Regions from separate parts of the Homo sapiens genome. Here region 2 is linked to region 1. A link is an interaction called in ENCODE POLR2A ChIA-PET data of the cell type or tissue named here. Cell type or tissue: B cell. All regions are shown on one strand.

The links. Peaks named below come from ENCODE experiments on the same cell type or tissue, not always from the same donor. Only the 100,000 strongest peaks of a DNase experiment are listed, where the experiment ranks them.
Region 2: POLR2A ChIA-PET joins it to region 1 with 5 read pairs; 2 of 35 experiments call an interaction of 5 or more read pairs at or near these places.

What each region holds. Positions count from the first base shown.
Region 1 is chr18:13,567,068-13,571,067 of GRCh38, reverse strand. The region is part of intron 4 of LDLRAD4 (low density lipoprotein receptor class A domain containing 4); the gene reads right to left. Among named protein-coding and RNA genes, the nearest start is that of MIR4526, 42 kb to the left of the region's middle. RefSeq lists enhancers at 1,942-2,091, 3,773-4,000. In B cell, no CTCF peak of the experiment used is centred here; DNase peaks (open chromatin) are centred at 1,867, 2,544, 3,427 and 3,977; H3K4me3 peaks cover 1,103 bases; H3K27ac peaks cover 2,013 bases.
Region 2 is chr18:13,044,798-13,048,797 of GRCh38, reverse strand. All of the region lies in intron 15 of CEP192 (centrosomal protein 192), which reads right to left. Among named protein-coding and RNA genes, the nearest start is that of CEP192, 55 kb to the right of the region's middle. In B cell, no CTCF peak of the experiment used is centred here; no DNase peak of the experiment used is centred here.

The DNA of each region.
Region 1 (4,000 bases):
CGGGAGGATCGCTTGAGGCCAGGAGTTTGAGGCCAGCCTGGGCAACATAGCAAGACCCCATCTCCACAAAAACACTTAAAAATTAGCCAGGTATGGTGGTATGCGCCTGTAGTCCCAGCTACTCAAGAAGCTGAGGCAAGAAGATTATTTGAGCCTAGGAGTTTGAGGCTGCAGTGATCTGTGATCATGCCACTGCACTCCAGGCTGGGTGACAGAGTGAGACCTTGACTCTACAAAAAGAAAAGAAAATGAAATAAATGAAAGGGAAGGAAGGAAGGAAAAGAAAAAGACGAAAAAGAGAAAAGAAATGAAAAGGGCAGCCAGAGGGCTGCGCCTTCTGTCACCAAGGTGGAGCTCGCCCTGGCACAGGAGACTATGAGGCTCCAGAGTGAGGCTCTTGCTGGATCTCCCAATTAACTGGGACTCCTCATTTCCCTCTCCAGGTACAAAATCAAGAGCATGCCCTTTCCATGCAGCGGGAGCCGTGACTATCAGCGGCATCTCCCCATTGATTAGGTATCTCATTAAGGAGGTCCCCGGCTGAGACCATGCTGCTTCCAGCTGCCAGATTTCTGCTTTGTGTGGAATGGGCAGGAGGCGCCTGGAAGCCTCGGGTGCCATGGATGCCCCAGTGCTCGCTGGAGTCTCTGCCACTCCTCTGGCCCTGATAACTGCCTGTGTGGACCGGCGTCTGGGCTCCCGCCTGCTGGTTGTCTAGGCAACGAGCTGCAGGACAAGGTCACGGAGACCCGAGCCAGGTAGTGGCATCTTGAGAAAACCACTACCCACAGAAGGGCTGACCTGCGCACAGACCAGGCCCCCCACATGCTCCGGTGCAGACCGTCCCAGACGAGTCACGTCTGTCCTTCTTCCTTGCCTGACTCACAAGTGTTAGGGAGCAAGTGAAAACGTCACCTTCTATCACTACCTTTTATCTTTGCTTTGCTTAGATCAAAAATGTCCTTCAAAGGCCTAATGATTTTGTCAAAAAGAAGAAAAACCACCTGCAAAATAAAATACAACCCCTTCCCCCAAAACACTTTCTAAGCCCAGCAGCTTAATTTTGATGGGGATCAGCTGTCTTGCTTCCCCATGCATACTTTTAAAACAAAAAACTAAATATAAATAACTTCTTATTCTTCCAAGCGCAATTTATTTTTTATTTTTCATGTATTTATTTTTTGAGACAGAGTCTCACTTTGTCACCCAGGCTGCAGTGCGGTGGCACGATATTGGCTCACTGCAACCTCTGCCTTCCGGGTTCAAGCGATTCTCCTGCCTCAGCCTCCCAAGTAGCTGGGATTACCGGCACCTGCCACCAAGCCTGGCTAAATTTTGTGTTTTTAGTAGAGACAGGGGTTTCACCATGTTGGTCAGTCTGGTCTCGAACTCCTGACCTCAAGTGATCTGCCCAACTTGGCCTCCCAAAGTGCTGGGATTACAGGTTTGAGCCACTGTGCCCAGCCCCAAGGGAAATTTAAGTTGTTGGTACAATCATTCGTTTCTATCAAAAGGGAAATTAGCCCAAAGTAAGGCTAATCATTAGTGCTACAGATTTTTTGAGAATATTTTTTTCCTTGAAAGACACATAAAAGCAATTCATTTTAAAGTAAAGTGAAGATAAGCAACATCCGACTTATGAATCAGTTTGGTGCCCAAAATTCATTTCTAATTGGCTTATCCTGCAACTGAAAAAAAGTTTTTCTATAGAGACAAGAGTACAGAGAGTGTTTTATTCCCCAGATAGCGCAGGGCTAGTATGGAGCTAATAGTTCAGAGTCTGAGCCCCTGAGCCTGCAGGATGGGGCGGCCCTGGGAGGCCCAAGCGTGGGAAAGAAGTTTCTGAGGCCACGTGTGGGGAAGGCCCCAGGAGTGGGGAGGAGGGCAAAGGGCGCTTCTCTAGTGTCTGCTATGAAAGTATGACATCATCTAAAACAAGCATCTCAGTATTGGATTAGTGTCACAACTTCTCTTAGCTTCTTATAATCATTTTTTTTTTCAAATGATGTAGTTGCTCGTGTAATCCACTAATATCAACTCATTCATAAAATGTTTATTCATGGGGTGCCTACAAACATCACATTGGGTAGAGGGTGCAGGTGAGAGGAGCCAACATCCTTCATGACCAAGGGATTGGTGAAGGTGGGGTATGAGGGTCTTTCCCTGAGCCCTTCAAGATGACCATGCTGACTAGATGTGAACACACTTCCTGGATAGACGCACGCTTGGCTATGTTATAAATTTAAATAACTTGATAAGGTAAGAGACAGGAAGACCTGAAACCTACACTCAGCAGGCCTCTAACCACGGGGTCTGTCTACTGTGATACAGAGACCCTAAATTATAACGAAGGCCACAGGTCCTGATGTGGGGCGTGAAGTGCACTCGTTTTTATTCTGCCTTCCCTTTCTTCCTTAGCAAGACTGGAACCTTGTCCAGTTCCTCCTGCAGCTGGTGTGGCCTTACGGTGAGGTTCTGGCCAGGAGACAGTGGCAGAAGCGGTGTGTGGGACTTCTGGGAAGGGTCTTTAAAGGAAGGAGGCATGTATCATTTTGGACTTCAGTTCTTCTTCCATGGTCCAGACTGCAGTGTGAGTGTCCTGGCTGGAGTTCCAGCAGCCATTCTAGACCATGAAACAACCTCAGAGCTGGACACTAAGTGCTGGGAGAGTGGGGCCGAAAGAGATAACCTGGATCCTCGAGGACTTAGTGGGGCCCCTATACCAGCCCCATGCTGCCTTCTGCAAACTTGTTTTTTTCTTTTTTTTTTTTTTGTAAACGGAGTCTCACTCTGTCACCCAGGCTGGAGTGCAGTGGCATGATCTTGGCTCACTGCAACCTCCACCTCCCAGGTTCAAGTGATTCTCCTGCCTCAGCCTCCTGAGTAGCTGGGACTGCAGGCACACATCACCACACCTGTCTAATATTTGTGTTTTTAGTAGAGACAGGTTTCGCCATGTTGGCTAGGCTGGTCTCGAACTCCTGACCTCAGGTGATCCCCCCACCCCCCACCTCCTCGGCCTCCCAAAGTGCTGGGATTACAGGTGTGAGCCACAGTGCCCGGCCAAACTTGTTTCTAATGTGAGGCAATAACTGCTTGTGGGTTGAAGGCACGATGACCAGATGTCTGTGACTCACAATTCCTAACAGTGACACCCACTATAACAAAAAATCCACAGCGTTAATACTTTCATTATTTCCAATAAGCCAAGACATGTCCAAACTAGAGTTTATAGGGTAGAGTTTAAATGATGACACCATTATCACTGTGTCACTCTATTTTTAAAATAAGCAAATATTCTATTTTTTTTTTTTTAACAAAAAAAGTTCTCATAGCTCAATTTTCAAAAGGGAACTTTCTCTATTTTACCAACGTCACAATTATGACCTGTCAGATGAATGGAAACCAGCAGGGGAAGTTCATTTGCATTCAGGGGAAAGAGAAAAGCAGTTTAGAGAGAACTCTTGGTTTTGTGCTAATAGTCTCAGATCTTCAGAGAAGTTCAGTGCTGAGAAAATGTTTTTAAGAGCCTCAAACAGCTTGAGGGTGTTTAATTTTACTTAGGCAGCTGGGTCTTCTGCAAAAGCGTAACTCCTGGGGGGCTGCAGCGGCGGGGGGTGGTGACAGTGCGTTTGCAGGCAGGCCCTACGGCAGCAGGCCTCAGGAACTGAAGCCGAGCAGCATTAGCTATAAAGAGCTCCCAGGTCAACAAGCCCCTCATCTCTGCCTTCAGTCCAGCTACTCCAGGAATCTGAAGCAATCCAGACACTGTTAGATTAGGAAGACGCAAGGTACTTGTGTTTCTTCCCTACGTGTGTGTATTTGTCTTTCTTAGCAGCGCCCCTGGACTCTTAGGGTACCCACAAAAGCACATGCACGTCATAGTTAAACTAGTGAAGCTGGGAGGCAGGGGGAAATGATTAATATTGACCAAGGCAAACCAGAGCAACCCACGATGAGGATGAGGTCAGTGACACGGGAACAAGTCTGCGTGCACTGG
Region 2 (4,000 bases), 520 kb after region 1:
CCCCCATTATCATTGGGAGATGCGTTTCAAAACCTCCAAGTGGATACCTGAAACCTCAGATAGTACCAAATCCGACTGCCATAAATCAGAGCATGTTTCTGTTCCTATCTTCCCCACCCACAAATGTAGTGCCTTTTCCATCTTAACTAAGCACTTATCACTCACTGTGGCTGGAACGTTTGAAGTTTGGAGTGCAAAGCATGAATTTCTCTGTCCTTCTTTGTAATTACACATAAAAAAGATCATTCTTACCACAGACCTCAGAAACTTCAGCATTATTTTTTCTTTCCTTATTAAGTCGAGAACCTTCCTCTTTTCACTTGAAGGAAGCACTTGATAGCTCCTCTCTGGTGTATCCAAATTGCAGGCAACACTACTCTTGCACTTTGGGGCCATTACGAAATAAGAGTGACTTTAACACAAGCACTGCAACATCCCTAGAGTCGATCTGATCACCAAACACTACTAAGTGACTAACGGGCAACAAGTGAAGACGGGTGGAGAAGCTGGACAAAAGAAAGACTCACATCCTACCAGGATGGAGCAAATTGGTGGGAAGATTTCATCACGCTACTAAGAAAGACATATAATTTAAAACTTATGAACTATTTCTGGAATTTTCCACTGAATATTTTTGCACCTCAGTTGACCATGGGTAACTAAAACTGAAGGAGGCAAAACTGTGGAAAAGAGCAGGCTACTGTATTAGTTTGATCTTTATAAGCATGATGTAGGATCTAATGGCAACAAAAAAATTAAGGGCATACCAGTTAAATATCCTAATGAAAAAGACAGCTGCTATCAACTTTAATTATATAGTACCAGGTTATTTACAAAATTGATTATCATTTGTTTTTTAAAAATCATCAGGAATGAAAGACATGGTAAAATTGAATCAGATAATAATTTAAAACCAAAAACTTAAGATATTGAGATTGAAAAGCCACTGAGTCATTGTGATTGCAAGTATAATTCTTGGTAATTTCATTCAACTGTTAGAATTACTTATAAGAAAGACATAAATAGGAACCATGAGTAAAAAACTGAAATAGGCCCAACAGTTAAGAAACATAAACTATTTAACAACAACAACAACAAAAAATACATGTTAAGACTTCTGCCTCCAGTAACAGCAGACTAGGTAAAGCAAACCAACCTCTCGCTAAGAACAATTAGAACTGAATAGCATACTCAAAAACTTATCTTTGAAAGCACCAGCAAGCTTAAAAAGCAGTGTAAATTTATGGGGCCAAAATCTAAGAGAAGAAAGTAACCCAGAGAGGTAAGCCCAACACTGGGGATGCTGTTCCCTAAGCATATCTGCTGCTTCAAGAAAAGGCTAAGCAAAGTTGTTCTTGTGGGAGTGCAGGTATAAAAACTGAATCTGCCAATGAATGACTGGCATTGGGGGGTTAGGAGGTGTGTGTGTGTGTGTGTATGTTTGAGGGAGAGAAAGATACCACAGTAAAACATCCATGCTTTGGGATGAGACCACAAAGGGATACACCCCAGCAGTAAAGGTAAACCAGCATCCAACTGGTTCTCATAAGGATGAGGCTCAGCTCCAATCAGCTCAATTCCAATAAACGAATGAAAGTGATCTGCAATTGCCAGTGTTCCTTGCTCCCTGTCAGAAGCAGACATAAATCCAGTCTGGAAGATATCATCTCCCTTAGCCTCAAATTATTTCAACGATTTTTCCTCTAAACTGTAGGGTAAAACAAAAGCTACCCAACCACATCACAGTAAGATGGATAAAAACCAAAGAGAAAAATAACAAAAGACTGACAGCCAACTTTTAAAATGAAATGACATGAAAAAATACATTCAAAGTGCTAAAAGTTGCTGCTAACAATTCTATAGCAAGCAAAAATACATATCAAGAGTAACAGGGAGATAAAGACATTGTAGAGAGACAACAAACAAAATTCATTATCAGCAGTCCCTTACAAAAAAAAAAAAAAAAAAGTAAGGATATTCTTTAAGAAGAAAACTAATCTCAGATGAAAGATCAGAAATACTGGTTATTTATAAATCATCATCATGTCTTATTGGGTTAAATATAGAAATAAAACATAAAACAAGAAAAGCTTTTTAAGTATGGAGTAAATTGAGTATTTTGTGATCCTTGGAATGCCAAATAAGACATTTAAAAGAAAACAAAGAATTTTTACTAAACATCAGTAAGCCAAGAGACAGGTTATAATTATTTGGGTAATCATTAAAATAATATAAATATATATAATTACCAAATCAACAGAGGAGAAAATTGGAATCATATAAAACTCTTAAACGATCTCTAAGAATGCCAAAAGAAAAAGAACAAAGTCTAGGTGAAACAAATAAAAAGCAAATAAAGTGGGCAGATTCAAACCCCCATGCTGGAAATTCCATTAAGTGTAAGTAGAAAGACTGTGATATAGTTGGATGCCCCTCCAAATCTTATGTTGAGATGTAATCCCCAGTGTTGGAGGTGAGGCCAGGTGGGAGGTGTTTGGGTCATAGCGGTGAACCCCTCATGGCTTGGTGTTATCTTGCGGTAGTGAGTGAGCTCTCCTAAGACCTGGTTGTTTGAAGTGTGTGGCACCTTCCCCATCCCTGCTTTGGCCATGTGACATGCCTGCTCCCGCTTCGCCTTCTGCCATGATTGCAAGCTTCCTGAGGCCCCCCCAGAAGCCAAGCAGATGCCCACACCACACTTCCTATACAGCCTGCAGAACTATGGGCCCGTTAAACCTCTTTTCTTTATAAATTACCCAGTCTCAGGTATTTCTTGATAGCAATGCAAGAAACAGGCTAATACAGACTGTCAGACTGGTTGAAAAGCAAAATCCAACAGTATGTCCCTATAACATCTGAAATATAAAGATACAGAAAGATTAAAAGTAAAATAATGGCAAAAAATATAACATGCTAACACTAACCAAAGAAAGCTGGTATTGACATTGTTAATCTCAGACTAGATTTAGGAAAAAAGCATTACTACACACTGAGGAGAGACATGCTCAATAAAGGATTTGATTTGTTAGCAAGAACAATTTTTATGCACCAAAACAATTTTATGAAGAATTTAATGCAACAAATTTTATGCACAATTTGTATGCACCTAAAAATATAGCTTCAAATGTTTAAAGCAAATGTTGATATACCTATAATGATTAACAAACCCACAATCATGGTGGGAGATTTTAAAACAGCACAATAATTTTAAGAATGCAGGCAGCTTGAGCATTCCGATTTAAATCTCACCTAAGTGAAGCAGACATTAAGTCACATAACAGACATTCCCTACAAGCGTACAGAAAATATTTTCAAAAATTGAACAAATGCTGAGCTATGTATCATATTTAAACAAATTTCAAAGGCCTAAAACTAAAAATTCTCTGACTACAGTACATTTGGCCTAAATCAATTATTTCAAAAACCAGAAAATCTCCTACACGTATCCCATGCACTTACACCGCTGAAAAAGCAGGAAGGCAGAAAAATAAGCACACTAAGCATCCATCTCAAAAAGTTAGAAAAACAACACATTAAATCCATAGAAAGTAGAAGGAAAGAAATGAAGACCAGAAAATAGGAAATAGAAAGACAAACAGAATTGAGAATAAATAAAATTGTCAAATTAACAAAATTGAAAGTATCTGGTGAGATTAAGAAAAAGAGAGGGAAAACAGTCAATTATAGAATGAACAAAAGAGACATAGCTTAACAACCTAAGATATTAATCACAAGAGGATATTATGGTCAGCATGATAGTAAAATAAATTTTCAAGTGTAGAGGAAGATTACAATCTAAATTACAATGTACTAAAACTGACATAAAAAATTAAAACATCAGAATAGTACTACAACTATTAAAGAAATTGAATCTGCAAGTAAAGGCATTAGATAAAGAATATACCAGACTCAGGTGATTTCACCAATGTATTCTACCAAAATCTTTAAAAAAGCACCAATCTTACAAAAACTCTTCCTGAAAACAGAAAAAATGAGACCA